Regions from separate parts of the Mus musculus genome. Here region 2 is linked to region 1. A link is a loop called in an ENCODE intact Hi-C map of the cell type or tissue named here. Cell type or tissue: heart. All regions are shown on one strand.

The links. A loop is a pair of places that touch in the nucleus more often than their neighbours do. Peaks named below come from ENCODE experiments on the same cell type or tissue, not always from the same donor. Only the 100,000 strongest peaks of a DNase experiment are listed, where the experiment ranks them.
Region 2: a loop joins it to region 1, with 5 times the contacts of the local background. A loop is called at or near these places in 7 of 42 quality-filtered maps.

What each region holds. Positions count from the first base shown.
Region 1 is chr17:28,220,961-28,228,960 of GRCm38, reverse strand. Def6 (differentially expressed in FDCP 6) reads right to left here. Exons shown (of 11, transcript NM_027185.3): 6 at 5,181-5,289; 7 at 4,775-5,073; 8 at 2,950-3,116; 9 at 2,662-2,860; 10 at 1,064-1,154; 11 at 353-892. The coding sequence ends at 672. Among named protein-coding and RNA genes, the nearest start is that of Ppard, 7.8 kb to the left of the region's middle. In heart, CTCF peaks have their summits at 4,633 and 4,833; DNase peaks (open chromatin) are centred at 2,710 and 4,740; H3K4me3 peaks cover 2,283 bases; H3K27ac peaks cover 1,936 bases; H3K27me3 peaks cover 1,005 bases.
Region 2 is chr17:28,364,746-28,372,745 of GRCm38, reverse strand. Tulp1 (tubby like protein 1) reads left to right here and starts at 7,530. Exons shown (of 15, transcript NM_021478.2): 1 at 7,530-7,675; 2 at 7,789-7,840. The coding sequence starts at 7,629. In heart, a CTCF peak has its summit at 4,087 (motif pointing right); a DNase peak (open chromatin) is centred at 4,095; H3K4me3 peaks cover 764 bases; H3K27ac peaks cover 601 bases; H3K27me3 peaks cover 2,000 bases.

The sequences.
Region 1 (8,000 bases):
TGATAACAGCCGTCCAGCACTTAGGGGTTCTTTGCGAATGACGTAACATGGGTGGACTCCAGGTAGACAGTAGATGCTCAATAAACACTTTCAGATACTAGTAATGACGACGCTCCACTCAGGCCTGCTACATCAGGGATTATGATCCTCTCTATAGACCAATGTGTGTATGGGGGGGCGTGAAGTTCACCCGTGAGAAAATGGCAGAGCCTAGTTCAGCCCACAGTCCGTGTTCCTAACCACTTTGCCACACCTGCTGTCCCTGGGACCTAGAACTTGAACTCGAGGGAGGGATGGGGAGGTGGTTGGAGGGAGGGATGGATAAAGGAAGGGAGGGAGGGAAGGGCAGGAGCAGTGGGCAGTTGTGAGCAGTTTTATTTGGAAGTATGTCTCCATAACTTGGTCTGGAGGGAGGGGCGTATGATCTTGTCTTGGTCATTCCTTTTCTTTCCCAGTTCTGGTCCCAGATCCTTGAGACTGAAGCACACAACCATATTCTCAAGTATTAATATCTCAAACAGCCTCCACGGTCTCGGCCTGCTGAGAATGGCAACCAAGTTCAATCCTTGATCGGCTTTTGGTCGGCAGGTGGTAGCACCAGGAATCACCCACAGGCCTGCTGTGGCCAAGTCCGTAGACACAGCATCGGAAGAACAAGGGGGTGGTCGGAGCTAATTCCCTGGTGCTGGATCCAGTTTTTCTTCCTGAGAGGCCAAAGCTAGGATGGGAGTCTCATCTCCACCATTGAGGGACTTCTGTTCGCTGCTATTGACTGAGAGGGTTCTGTTACCTTGGGAACCCCAGCGGGTCAGGCGCTTTAGAGAGGAGTCCCGGCGGGCAAGCGGAGGGGGCTGGAAGCCCGTGAAGGAGCTGCTGGTGGTGGGTCGCTTATCTGGCAGAGAGAAGAGAGGGAGAAAGGGAAAATGTGAGTCAGAATGGGAGAGGTGAGGGTTGTGCCTCTGCTCTGGGAGAAGGGAAACCTTTGACCTTCAGTTCCACCTCCTTCATGATCCGGGTGATCTGGCAGCCTCCCCTCCTTCCTCCCAAGCCAGGGAAGGCTCACCTCCTGGCTCGATCGGATGCATGAGCCTGTTCATCTGGACATTCCAGTGTTTCACGTTGGTGCTGGCCTGGCGCAACTTCCTCTGGGCAGCCTATGGGGCAAGGCGGTGGGAGTGGGTCAGAACTGCCATCCGTGGTGGTGGAGGCTGCTGGCCTGGTCATCTTCAGAGGCCCTGAGAATCTGATCACAGCTACCCATCCCCCACCCCTACCCCCCAGGAAGTCCTGTAAGGCTGGGCATGGTGGTGAGGTGCATGCCATGCCTGTAACTCTAGTACTTGGGATGTAGAGGAGAGGGAGGTCAAAGCCTGGGCTACATAATGAGTTAAAGGCCAGCGTGGGTTACAGGAGATCCTGCCTGTAGCCTTGTAGCCTGTGGATGCTGGGAACTGAACTCCAGTCCTCTGGAAGAGCAGCATGTACTCTTAACCACTAAGCTACCACTTCAGCCCCGGTTAAAAATTAAAAAAAAAAAAAAATAGGTAGGGTATGTAACTGTCTGTCCTAAACTCATTCTAAAGATCAGGCTGGCCTAGAACTCAACCAATGTATATGTGTGTGTGTATATATATATGAATGACTGACATCATTGGGGGGTTGGAGAGGTGGCTCAGTGGTTAAGAGCACTGTCTGCTCTTCAAGAGGTCCTGAGTTCAATTCCCAGCAAGCACATTGGATCACAACCATCTGTAATGGGATCTGATGCCTTCTTCTGGCATGCAGGTGGGCATGCAGACAGAGCAGTCATACATAAAATAAATAAAACATTTTTAAATTACTTTAAGAAAAAACACATCATTGGGCTGGAGTAAAAAGCACTGATTGCAACCAAAAAAAAAAAAAAAAAAAAAAAAAAAAAGATTAAAGCCGGGCGTGCCTTTAATTCCAGCACTCGGGAGGCAGAGGCAGGCGGATTTCTGAGTTTGAGGCCAGCCTGGTCTACAAAGTGAGCTCCAGGACAGCCAGGGCTATACAGAGAAACCCTGTCTCGAAAAACCAAAAAAAAAAAAAAAAGTACTGATTGCTTTTAAAAGACCAGGGTTGAACTCTATCAGCACCATATAGTAGCTTACAACTGTAACTCCAGACTCAGGGGATGCAATAACTAACACCTGCTGGCCTCTGTGCACACTGTTCACACGTAGTACACAGACATTCATGCAGACAAAGCACACATACACATACATTTTAATAAGTTTTAAAAGAGATTAAAAAAGAAACAAATCTAAAACCAAAACAACAACAACAACAACCTAGAACCTTTTCTACAGGCATTCAAGCTCCGGGGAGTGTTTTGGAGGCTAGGAGGTGGGGAATCCTGCCCAGGTTAATAATACTATTGGCAAACACAGCCACAGGTGTGTTCAGCATTTACATACTAAATACCATGCTTAAACTAAGCTTGTTCTGTAGTGGTAACGTGGTATCTGCTTCCTCTCACAGATAAGAGACTTCAGACAGAGAGGTTAGGCAATCTGTAGGCGATGGCACAGCCAGCTGATGATAATGCGAGTTGGCAGACAGGTAGCTTGGCTCTGGGGTCCGGCTCAGTGACACACTGGCTCCCCCAGCTTCTCCCGGTTCCCGGCCTTGTCTCACCTCCACGTCCTCGTCTGCCCTCTGCCGGTTCTGCCGCACTTCCTCCAGCTGCTGCTGGGCGTGCTGCAGGGAACGGCTCTGCAGCGCCATCTCCTGCTGGAGCTCCTGCTTCTCCTGCTGCGCTCGCTCGATGTAGCGCTCTTGCTCCTCCTTCAGATGCATCAGCTGCTTCAGCTTCTCCTCCTCCTCCTCCAGCAGCCTGCCAGAGTGCACAGGGACATCTCAGAGCCGGGGAGGGAGGGTCCGCGCGGGCGCTGGCAGGAAAGGTTCCCTGGCCACCGTGCCTACCTGGTCTGGGCGAGGCGCACGGCCTCCTCATCCCGCCTAGCTTTCACCTCTAGTTGCAGAGCTTCCTGCAGCCGCTCCTGCATCTCCTCCAGTTCAGCGATGCGCTGCCGTTGCCGGGCCGCCTCTTCCTTCTTCAGCTCCATCTCAGCCTGCATAGAGGCCCGGGCCTGTGGGGAGCAAAGAGCGAATCAGTGGGACACCGGAGGAGAAAGACAGGCTACTGCCCCCTCCCCAGCCAACTCCCCAACCCCCCAACCCTAACTCTTCCTGGCTCTGTGTATGGAGGGTCTTTAGTTGGGGTTTCCTGATCTGACCTGTTTAAGACCCTGAATCCTCCTATTGTTTTTGCACTGACCTTAGAAAGAATAATTAGACGCTTGCTGGGGCTGTAGCTCAGCAGCAGAGGGCTCACCTGATGTGCCCATGGCTGTATGTTTGCTATCCAGCCTCACACAAAACAACACCGGTTATAATTACATGTAATTAAACATCATAATACGTTATATTACAATAAACCAGCATATTAAACGAAGGTAATCCCTTCCTAGCTCCTACCCTAACAATTATAATATCATTATGGCGGGTGCCAGGAACTGCAATTATTACAATAACCACAAGTTATTGAACGCTTTTATTTTTCTTCTGAGACCAAGTTTCTCTGAGGCTGACCTCGACCTCACAGAGATTCTCCTGCCTCTGCCTCCCAAGTGCTGGGAATAAAAGCGTGTGCCACCACCACCCAGGTTGTTGTTGTTATAGTTTTATTAGTTCATATGCATGGGTGTTTTGGCTGCATATGTCTGTGCACCACATGAGAACACTACTCGCAGAGGCAAGAAGAGGGTGTGCGATCTGCTGGCTGGCTATGAGCTCCCATGTGGGTGCACAAGCTCAAGCTTGGTCCTCTGAAAAAGCAGCCAGTGGTCTTAACTGTGAGGCTATCATTTTAGACCTACTTTGTTCTTTGAGACAGGATCTCAGGTAGTGCAGGTTGGCCTCAAACTCACTAAGTAGCACCTGCCTGGCTTTATTAAACTCCTTACATCTATTCCTTCACAGAATCCTCGTCCCATTTCCATATACAGAGCTCTAGTTACTGATACGGAGAGACTTAGTGCATGTCTGAGCTCATACAGCTCTTAAGGCGGAGGTGTAATGGGCACACATGCCACAGCATGCCTGTGGCGGTCAGAGGACAACGTTGTGGAGCCGGTTCCCTCTGCCCATCTTTCTGGGGTTCCAGGAACGGAATTCAGGACGCTAGGTATGTGTGGCAAGCACCTTTATCCTTTGAGCCAGCTCTAGAATTGCGTTTTCTCAATTTAAAATTTAAAGTCAATTGCTTCTGTGCATCTACTCTGCCCTTCACATGCATCCCGTCTTATGGTCCCCAAACTGGTTTTGTTAAAATTTAGTTCAAGTCTAGATTGATTTCATTCCAAATTATTTGCAATCAAGAAGCCTTAAGCAGCTTCCTCGGCCCAAGTCCTGCCTCCAGAAAAGAATTCTGAACCAGGTCTCATTCTACCAGGGGTTTTCCCTAGCCCTAACCTTGTTCCGGCCCTACCCTAACATTCGTTAGGCCATGCCCAAAGCATCCAGGCTCTACTCCAACCTATTCCCCTAAGGGCCCCTCAGGCCCCGCCCACAGCATCTTTCAGTCTCTACCTTAGGTCCATCCTTCAGCCAATGGGCTCCACCCTATCTAGGCCCCGCCCATAGCATCCTCCAGACCATGGACTACGCCCTGCTCTTCTTCCTGTCACGCCCCGGTCATAACCCCGCCCCAACCCTTCCCCGGCCCCGCCCTCTGGGCCAGTCTCACCTGCTCCGCCTCCCGCAGCTGGCCCTCCAGAGCCTGCTGCAGCTCCTTGTGCTGGCTACGGCGGCGCTCCTCCTCTTCCTGCAGCAGCCGCTCGGCCTGCCGCTGAGCCTCCTGCAGCAGCTCCAGTTCTTGCAGCTTCCTCTCCTTCTCCTCCTGCAGCTGCTGCAGTCGCAGCAGCTCCTCCTCCTTGGCTGCCCGGCGTCGCTCGCGCTGTTCCCGCTGCTCCCGCCGCTTCTGTTTCAGGTCCTTGTGCAGCGACGTCTTCCCCTCCGCCTGCAGCCGGATCGCAGTCTGGATGGCTAAGGGCAGAGCCGGACGGAGTCAGCCCTGGTCTAGTCACCACCGCAAAGGGGCCCCAAAGGTCACTCCGGTGAACAGGCCCAGTTAGACCCAGGCCGGCACTCACCGGCCGTCCACTCCTGGCGCTGGCGGGTGTCTGAGGCGCTCATCTCATAGGTGCGGCTGGCAGTCTTCACACAAAACATGCAGCGCTTTCCTTCGCGGTCCGGAAGCACCTACAGGATGGCCCAGGCCAAGTGACTTCGCTGACATAGGAGCCACATCTGCCCCAGTAGTACCCCAGCTCCAGCTTCCTCCTCTTTCTCTTGGCTGACCATCTTCTCTGGGACCGTTCCTACCCTGCCAGGAGTATGCATGGTCTGGGGTGGATCGTTAGTTACGGGGTGCGTGCGAGCCACTTTATTCTTGGTATCTCTCCACAAGGTTTAGTACATAGTACATGCTTGAACATGTGCCTGGAGCCTCACTCAGCACCTACAACTGCTGATTTCCACCTGGTCTCTTAAATGGCACTCGTTCTTCAAGGGTTTGGAGATACTGATAATGCAGGGTGTGTTTGACATCCTTGCTCTTCTGCCCTAGTGTTCTCTTGTGTTCTCTCTCTCTCTCTCTCTCTCTCTCTCTCTCTCTCTCTCTCTGAGGCAGGGTTTCTTTGTGTAGCTCTGACTGTCCTAGACTAGCTCTATAGACCAGGCTGGCTTCAAACTCTCCCTCTGCCTCCCAAGTGCTGGGATTAAAGGCGTGTACCACAACGTGCCCAGCTCTGCACTAGTGTTTTCCATACAACATTTATCTACAGTCATATATTCCTGTCGGACCTTACTTCATAGAGAACGTAATTGGCTCTGAGATATCTGGAGCCTTACCCAACACCTGTTTCTTTGTGCAACAGAAAGGGATAATGCCTCGGGGAACTATTTTCTCTTGAGACAAGGTTTTGTTGTGTAGCCCAGGTTGGCCTCCTACCTCAAAAGTCTCCTCTGCCCCAGTCTCTGGAGTATGAGGAGCCCTTAATAATTTTTTTTTCTTTTGGTTTTTTCGAGACAGGGTTTCTCTGTGTAGCCCTGGCTGTCCTGGAACTAACTCACTTTGTAGACCAGGCTGGCCTCGAACTCAGAAATCCGCCTGCCTCTGCCTCCCAAGTGCTGGGATTAAAGGCGTGCGCCACCACTGCCCGGCTCCCCAGCTCCAATTGGTTCTTGATCTGTCAGTAAAGAAGCCATGAGCCAATTGCTGGGCAGAAGGGATAGGCGGGACCTCCGGGTCCCTGGAGGCAAGCAGACAGATCCAAGGAAGGAGAGGAGAGTTCGTCATGCTTCAGATGGAAAAAAGTTGACCAGCCATGTGAGACCTCTAAACGGAGTGGCCACACAGGCCACTCCTACATGCAGGGGGTCAGGGGTGTTTAGCAGGGACTAGATGTACTGAGCAACTAAAGTTTAGGGCAGGTGGGAGGTGCAGAGCTAAGAGTATTGATAAGGGCATGCTAGCCATAGGAGTTTAATAATGCCCATGAATAGTGCCAAGAAGGCAAGTTGAAAATGAACAACGTGTGTGTCTGTGTCTTTATCCCTGGGTTCAAGGGAAGCTGGGTGGGGGCTGGTTGCTTGGCCATTCCCAGAGCTTAGGCGGGGTAGCAAAATCTACACTTCACACCTACACAGGTCATAAGCCCCAGAGGAGAGCCCAAAATGATCGTGCTGCTAAATGTATGTATGAAACTGACTCCTAATGTCTCATAGGCATTCCCTAGGCTGGGAAGCTCCTGTCGTCAGTAGATGGTGTTTAACACACTGATCCACAATTGGCCAGGGTGCAGAATGCTCAGCCCGAAACGGAAAAGATAAACTGCAAACTCCCTCCCAAGGTTCAGGGATCACTTCAGAAGGGAGTAGAAAAACCGTAAGAGCCCGAGGCAGCTGGTGACTGCAAGGAACCATTATCTTCTGGACCTGGCAGGGCAGATGCACGAATGAGCACACACATATTTGACAGCATACACAAAGCCTGTGCAAGCTCATGCCAGACCAAATCCCAGAAAGGACGGGGGGGTTGGGCAGTGGTGCTACTGGCAAATTGTTAGTTGCTGGGAGAGGAAGAGTGTAGCACTTGGTAAGACACAAATTATCCTGAAAGATTCAAAAAAAAAAAAAAAAAGATACAAAGTTGGGTAGGGAAAAAGGAGGGGTGAGCCGAGGAAGAGTTAGGGAATGGGAGGTGAGTATGATCAAGACAAGTTGTATGAAATTCTCAGCTATAAAAGGATCAGTCCCTAGAGTCTGTGTCCAAAGCTGGGTGTGACGTCATCAGAGCCGGGTGTGACGTCATCAGAGCCGGGTGTGATGTCATCGAAGCTGGGTGTGATGTCATCAGAGCCGGGTGTGATGTCATCGAAGCTGGGTATGACTGTACATGCTTTTGTACTAGCACTGAGGAAGTGGAGACAGGCAGATGCCAGAACGTGATGGCCACCAGCCTAACTTACACGGCAAGATCCGCACCAGTGAGAGACTCTGTCTCAAAACCAAAGAAACTGAGGTTGCTGAGGTGGGTGGTAGTTCAATTGGAAAGTGCTTGTGGTATAAGAATGCACACCTGAGTCCTAGCCCAGCATCAAGGAAACAGGCAGGCATGATGAGGCCTGCTATAATCCCAGTGTTGGCAGGTAGAGAGAAGAGAGTCCCAGGGTTTCGCTGGCCTATCGGCCTATCTAAATCGGTGAACCCCGTGTCCCAGTGTGAGAGATTCTATCTCAAAAAAATAAGGTAAATGGCTCCTGAAGGAATTACATCAGGGGATGACTTCTGACCTCCATATGCATATGTGTGTGGGACACAGACACACACAGGCACACACATGCATATGCACACACTCAAAGAGAAAAGGAACAAACCAAGCAGGTATCTCTTGAGGAATGACACCCTAG
Region 2 (8,000 bases), 140 kb before region 1:
CTCCTGCGAGGTGACTGTCTGGCTGTTGTCAGGACCCTGGGAAATGTTTGCCTGGAGGACAAGATCCTCTCTAGCTGGTACACAGGCTTCAGGTGGTTTCTTCTCCCAGGGTGAGAATCCTGGAGGCCTCCCAATGCTTTGGAGTCCATTGTCTCTATAGTCTGATCGTCAAAGGGGGTTCCTTTGGAAGAACAAACTGCCCTTCCCGGGAATGAGTAACTGGAGGCTCAGAGAAGTTAAGTGACTGGCACCAAGACACACAGCAAGGGGGCAACATAGTCTGTCTCCAGCTCGCGGCTGTCACAAGGCCTCTATACTGGTGGTCCCTACTCTGCCTGAAACTATGCACCTTCACCTGCAGAGTCTTGAAGGGTCAGTCGCCAGGTGTGGGGGGAGGGGGGCATCATAAGGTGCCTCAGGGGCCCCTAAACCAGCTCCTAGGGTTTCACACTGGCACCTTGGGGCTCTGGGGGGGAGGGGCTTGCAGACAGGATGCCAAGCACAGATGCATCCAGTTCTGCTGTGAGCTAGCCATCTGCCTTGGACAAGCCACTTGGGGCCCCCTGTAAAACAGCCCCCAGAACACCTGTCACCTAAGTGGCTTAGTGAGGGTGCAGCCACAAAGCCTGGGTGGCTTAAGCCCACACACTGTCCCTGGACACCACAGCTCCTGTCTCCCCAGCCCTGTCATTCTTCCTAAAGCTGCTGGCGACTCCCCAGTGAGGAAAATACATCTTTTTCTGTTAGGATTAATTCTCCATTAGGATGGGGCTATCCCACAGGGCACTGCCCAGGGCAGACACAGCATGCTAGCTGGCCAGTCAGAGTAACATGGCCTCACAGACTATGAACCGTGACGGGTGAGCAATCACCTGCCTGTTGAAGGTCTCCCTGTGGTATGGGTTAGTTGGGTTCTTCTGTCTCCTATCTGCCATCAGGAGAGTCCTCCTGGCCTTTCCTGGGCTCCTTGGTCTTCACTTGGGACCTCTGAGGCTCGGTGGGAACAATGTCTCTGGGACAGCTGGAGGAGGAAGGCATCGCTCAGGTTCACGGACTCCTCAAGTGAGCACTGTGACTCTGGTGGTTCTCAGAGGATGGAAGCAGGAGACATGGTGAGAGACAAGGAGCTAAACTAGGTAGGCAGACAGATAGGGAGAAGGGACATGGCTAGGTTGTAAAGGTGGCAAATTTCCAAGATGGCTGGTAGGCATCTATCTTTCCCTCCTAACTTGGGCTTTTGTCTCTTACCAGCAGGCTGCCTGCTGACTGTCTGACTCACCAAGTACAAGGCCAAGGCCTGCTTATGACAAGAAATAAAATAACCAGCTCTGGCCAATCGCCTATCCTGGCTTTCTTCAAAGTAAATTAGGCAAGGAAAACACATGAGAGGCCGTAAGAGCCCAGCCCTTGAAGACTGTATTTGCAAGCTGTCTGAGTCTCCTCTGCTTTGCAGAGAGCCTTTCTGTGTGTGTGTGTGTGCAGAGAGAGAGAGAAAGAGAGAGAGAGAGAGAAAGAGAGCCTCTGTGTGTGTGTGTGTGTGTGTGTGTGTGTATGTGTGTATGTATGTATGTATGTATGTATGTGTGTGCGCACGCATGCACATTTCTCCATCTGCCATGTGTAAGGTTTCTCTGTGGCTACTTGTTATGCTTTAGATCTCTTCCACCTTCTAATTCTTTAACGGGGCTGGGCGGCTGAGGCAGAGGCAGAGGCAGAGGCAGAGGCAGAGGCAGAGGCAGAGGCAGAGGCAGAGGCAGAGGCAGAGGCAGAGGCAGAGGCAGAGGCAGAGGCAGAGGCAGAGGCAGAGGCAGAGGCAGAGGCAGAGGCAGAGGCAGAGGCAGAGGCAGAGGCAGAGGCAGAGGCAGAGGCAGAGGCAGAGGCAGAGGCAGAGGCAGAGGCAGAGGCAGAGGCAGAGGCAGAGGCAGAGGCAGAGGCAGAGGCAGAGGCAGAGGCAGAGGCAGAGGCAGAGGCAGAGGCAGAGGCAGAGGCAGAGGCAGAGAGAGGCAGATCTATGTGAGTTTGAGGCCAGCCTGGTCTACAGGGCTAGTTCCAAGACAGTTAAGGCTACACAGAGAGGCCCAGTCTCAAAATAATCTTTAACTGGTAGAGAAAAACGAATCCAACTGAGACACCTAATCTGTGTCATTTGGGGGTTCATCTTGGATTTCCTCTGAAGACTGTATCATTTATAACCCAGCCCAGCCTGGTTCACACTTAGCAATGACCCACAGGGATCTTTAACCAAGATGTTTCATGATATTTTTTGTTGGGAGGACTGGGGTTTGGGGCGGGGGGGGGGGGAGGCCTAAAACAGAGTCTCAGTGTATAACCTTGGCTGTCCTGGAGCTCACTCTATAGACCAGGCTGGCCTCAAACTCAGAGCTCTTCCTGCCTCTGCCTCCTGAGTATTTCGATTAAAGGTGTGTGCCACAGGTTAAAACTGTTTTCAAGTAAAAAGTAGAAACAAACAAAATCTTGTAAATTGGGAGCTGGAGAGATGGCTCAACGGTCAAGAGCACTGATTGCTCTTCTAGAAGTCTTGAGGTCAAATCCCAACAACCATGTGTGGCTCACAACCATCTGTAATGGGATCCAATGTACTCTTCTGGTGTGTTGAAGACAGCCACAGTGTACTCATATAAGTAAAATGAATAAATCTTTTTTTAAAAAAACCAATCTCGTAAATTACCTGGTCCAGTTCAGATCACAGACCCACATTCTACACTGAACAAGGCCTGAAGTAGGTCAAAGGCAGGTGTAGAAGGAGTCCCTGTTGGGCTGGTGAGTCCAAACGTCTGGAGTCCAAATCCCAGCAACCACATGGTGGCTCACAACCATCCGTAATGAGATCTGACGCCCTCTTCTGGAGTGTCTGAAGACAGCTACAGTGTACTTACATATAATAAATAAATAAATAAATAAATAAATAAATAAATAAATAAAGGACTCCCTGTCTTCGCCTGGTGCCATATGAAAATACAAACTCCGGAGTCAAGGTCCCACGTAGCCCAGGCTGGCCTCAAACTCTATGTAGCCAAGGATCTCTCTAACCACCACCACCCCTGAAATCCTTCTGCTAAGTCCTGGAATTACAGGAACACAAGGGAGACCTTAAAGAGCCCATTTTGCCAGAGATCCACTTTTGGAAACCCTGAAAATTGTGGACTTGGTTCTCTGTGGCCAGACCAGAGGAAGAGAAAGCCAGGGGCCTCAGCCTTCGCTCTGCTTCTAAGTCCCGATTAGTCCTGAGGTGCCTTGAGTGGAAGATGGCCCCCAGAGGCTCAGCTCTTTGCACACTTGGTCCCTGGTAGGTGGAGCTGTTTTGGGGGGAAGGGAGGCACAGCCTGCCTGAAAGGAGGGTGTGGGGGGGGGGGCTTCAGAGATGCACTAGGCAAGAGCCCTATCAACTTTCTGGAGGCTCCTGAGAAGTGGTGACTGAGTCACTCCCTCACTGCCCGGGGCTGGGCTAGCACTGGGCGCAGGTCTCTCTATTTGCTCTGTGGCCTCTCAGTGACTCCCGCAGCTGGCTAAGGAGGAAAGACCTAAGTCCTGTGAGCAGCACCCTCCACCCACACCCCCACCCCCACCCCCCGCTACTGGCAAGTGCTGCAAGGATGCCTTTGTAGGGAGCACTGCTGCGTGTGTTCTAGGTTCTCAGGGTTTTTGGTTGTTGTTTTGGTTTTTTGTTTTGTTTTGTTTTTGAGACAGGGTTTCTCTGTATAGCTCTGGATGTCCTGGAACTCACTTTGTAGACCAGGCTGGCCTCGAACTCAGAAATCTGCCTGCTTCTGCCTCCCAAGTGCTGGAATTAAAGGCGTGCGCCACCACGCCTGGCTCTCAGGGGTTTTTGTTTGTTTGCACCAGTCAGTGAAGTGCTCCCTGATGCTGCTCCTGGAGGTTTAAAAGCCCACCAGAAGAAAGTAACTAACCCTTCCAATGAGCGAACGAATTTCATAGATGGAGGGAGAAGCTGCAGCAAAGAGGACATGTGTAATTGGCCACCAGGCTGTGGGATGTGTGTTGCAGTTTGTCCTGCCTGAAGCTTTCTCCGGGGTCGCTCCCGGGTCCCTCGCCTCTTCGCCGCTAGGGGGAGCCAGGGAGCCTGAGGTTAAGTGCCATTCCGGGTCTGCCATCCACACCCTCCCCGTTTCCTGATCCGTGACAGAAGGTTATGGGATCTGCTGGACAGAGGGTACCGGGAGCATAGCAGGCACTTCACAAAGTATCAGTCAGTTGCTAGAATTCTCCCGTGGTAGGTACACTTAGCCACAGAGTGGGAAGGGCATGTGTCTACTGGTGTTTAAAGCCAGGGACTAGGCTTAACAAGAAAATACCAAGGGGCTCAGAGCACTCGCTTCCCTTGCGGAAGACTGGGTTTGGATCTCAGCATCCCTTTGGCAGCTCACAACCATCTCTAACCTCCAGTTCCAGGGCTCGGACGGCCTCTTCTACCCCTGAGGGTAAAACATCCACGCAGTAAAAAATGAATAAATATTGTTTTCTAAAATGATATTGTAAAAAGTTTTTTTAAAATGCCTTTAATCCCAGCACTTGGGAGGCAGAGGCAGGTGAATTTCTGAGTTCAAGGCCAGCCTGGTCTACAAAGTGAGTTCCAGGACAGCCAGGGCTACACAGAGAAACCCTGTCTCGAAAAACAAAAAAACAAACAAAATGAGTGGGCAGTGGTGGCACACGCCTTTAATCCCAGCACTTGGGAGGCAGAGGCAGGAGGATTTCTGAGTTCAAGGCCAGCCTGGTCTACAAAGTGAGTTCCAGGACAGCCAGGGCTATACAGAGAAACCCTGTCTCAAAAAACCAAAAAAGAAAAAAAAAAAAAAAAAAAAAAACCAGGCCCATCGTAGGTGTCATCTGGAGTTACTGAGAGAGCAAGCTATGTAGCTTTGGGCAAGTGACTTAAGTCATGAGTCATGGGTGAACTTGGGGACCAGGCAATGTCTGTCTTCTGAAAGTTGATTTTTAGAAAGCAGCTAAATTTATGTGGAATTGAGTCTGGTGACTAAGGCCAGGCAGGGATCTGGTTAAGAAATGTCCCATTGAGTTCAAAACAAGGTGTAATTATAGAGACCAAGCCTGTCTGTCCTGCAGTCCAGGAGGTCAGCAGATCAAAGCTCCTGACGCCTGCCTATCTATGTCCCAGACCTGACTCTCGGCCTGCGCTGGACGCTCAAAATCCTAAAGTCACCTCTGACCCACCTGAGTCCCCTTCCCACGCCCCAAGCCATTAGCCCTCCGAGGTCTGCTTTTCTCAGAGTCCCCTTGGGACGGCCCCTGCCGGGAACTGGGGAACTAGGGAATTAAAATGTCGATGTCAAGGGGAGGGAATTTGAGCACATTCTACTCAAGATGACTCAAAAAAATTATACATTTTTAGTTTTAAAGTTACATTTGTTGCCTGTGGAGGGGGTGTGTGTGAGTGCCCTGGGACACACACACTCCTGGAGGTCAGAGGTCAGCTTGTAGGAGTTGGTTTTGGCTTCCCAGCATGTGAGTTCTGGAGATCTAACGTAGGTGTTCAAGCTCTGCAGCAAGCTCCTCTTACCTACTGAGCCATCATCTTACCAGTCCTTGGATTTGGTTTTGGTTTTTAAGATTTTTATTTTTTAAAGATTTATTTATTTATTAAAAGGGTTATTTTATTTATATGAGTACACTGTAGCTGTCTTCAGACACCAAAAAAAAAAAAAAAAATAGGGCATCAGAATCCATTACAGATGGTTGTGAGCCACCATGTGGTTGCTGGGAATTGAACTCAGGACCACTGGAAGAGCAGTCAGTGCTCTTAACCACTGAGCCATCTCTCCAGCCCAGGATTTACTTTTATTAAGATTTCTTGAGGGCTGGTGAGATGGCTCAGTGGGTAAGAGCACCCGACTGCTCTTCCGAAGGTCCAGAGTTCAAATCCCAGCAACCACATGGTGGCTCACAACCATCTGTAACAAGATCTGATGCCCTCTTTTGGAGTGTCTGAAGACAACTACAGTGTACTTACATATAATAAATAAATAAATCTTTAAAAAAAAAAAAGATTTCTTGAGGGACTGGAGAGATGACTCAGTGATTAAAACTGACTGCTCTTCCAGAGGTCCTGAGTTCAATTCCCAGCAACCACATGGTGGCTCACAACCATCTGTAATGAGATCTGATGTGTGTCTGAAGACAGCTACAGTGTACTTACATATGATAAATAAATAAATCTTAAAAAAAGAAAGAAAGAGAAAGAAAGAAAGAAAGAAAGAAAGAAAGAAAGAAAGAAAGAAAGAGAGAAAGAAAGAAAGAAATCAAACCCTGGTCAAGATGTGTGTTGTGTGCAGTGGGCCCTGAAGAAGGGCACCCAAGGAGAGTACCGAGTGTCTGCTGTATGCGGCTTCTCCTCTGTCACCTCATTTCCTGTGGTTCCACAGGGCTATTACACCTATCTTATATGTAGGGTGATGGGGCGGCAGCTCTTCAGTGACACACTCAGGGCTGCCTCCAAGTAACCCACACCTCCCAGCACACCAGGCTGTGGGTGACCCTTGTGTCTTGCTGACTCCCTTCCTGATCTGGAAGCTTTGGGGACCCCTTAACCCAACCGCTTGCGATACATCTCTCAAGTCAAGCCAGCAAGGCAAGCCTGTTATCCCACACTAAGGAGGTGGAGGCAGGCATATCCCTGGGAATTAACTGAAGGCTAGCCTGGTTGTCTATATAGCAAGCTCTAGATGAGCCAGGGCTGCATAGTGAAACCTTGTCTTTAAAAATAAAAGGAGCCAGGCAGTGGTGGCGTGCACGCCTTTAATCCCAGCACTTGGGAGGCAGAGGCAGGCGGATTTCTGAGTTCAAGGTCAGCCTGGTCTACAAAGTGAGTTCCAGGACAGCCAGGACTATACAGAGAAACCCTGTCTCAAAAAAACAAAAAACAAAAAAAACAAACAAACAAAAAAAAAAAAAAAAAACAAGAAAGAAAGAAAGAAAGAAAGAAAGAAAGAAAGAAAGAAAGAAAGAAAGAGAAAGCAAGCAAGCTGTGGGAAATGGCTTAGGCAGGGCACACGCTGCCACATGCTGCCACACGCTAGAAGGAGTTGTCCTCAGGTCCTCTTTACACAGGAAGCAGGCCATGTGTCCCACCTACACATGCAATAAATAAATGTAAACATTTTAAATGAGCGTGTCTCAGGCTGAGTATGGTGTCACATGGTGGCAATCCTCACACTCAGGAGATTGGAGAGTCTTGGGTTCCAGGCCAGCCCACACAGGAAGGCCCTGGCTACAGAGTGAGACCCTGTCTGGGAAAAGGGGGAGGCAAAGACAGTCTGGAGGGCCACTCTGGCCTTTTACTCTCCAGCACCCCGCACCACTGACATCTTAGGTAGCAAAGTGAGGTGGGTGGAATATCCTTTTCTTCCCGGCCGCTGTAGTGAGGAGAGCTGGGCTCCAGAGCTTCCCTTCAATGGTTCAGCCAATGGGGCTAGAACATCTTATCCTTAGAGGTGAGTCCTGGTGGCCTCTTGGCCCGGAAGGTGGGGAGAAGCTGAGCCGAGATTAGCTAGGAAGGAAGGGAGGCTGGGGAGCGGCGAGTCACCAGAGAGAGAGAGAGGGGTGGTGGCCGTGACAGGCACACAGACGCAATGCCACTGCAGGAGGAGACCCTTCGGGAAGTGTGGGCCTCAGACAGGTGGGAGCCCCACATCGCCCCACCTGAACTCCAAACCCTAGTTTCTGGGCCGCAGTAGGGAGGGGGAGAGTAGACGGCAAGAGAGGAACAACCTGGTCCCTTTGTACCCTCAGCGGCCATGAAGAGGACTGCTTGAGCCCCGAGCCCCCGCTGCGCCCCAAACAGGTGTGTCACCCGGTTTAGGGATTGGAAAAGAGGTGCGAAGATATTCTGGTGTGCACAGGAAACAGGGCTGCCCGGGAGAGGTCCTCTCGCCAGAACCCTGCAGCTCTTAGCTTGAAGAGTTTAGAAGAAGAAAGGGGGGTTAGGATGTGGGGTGCCCAGA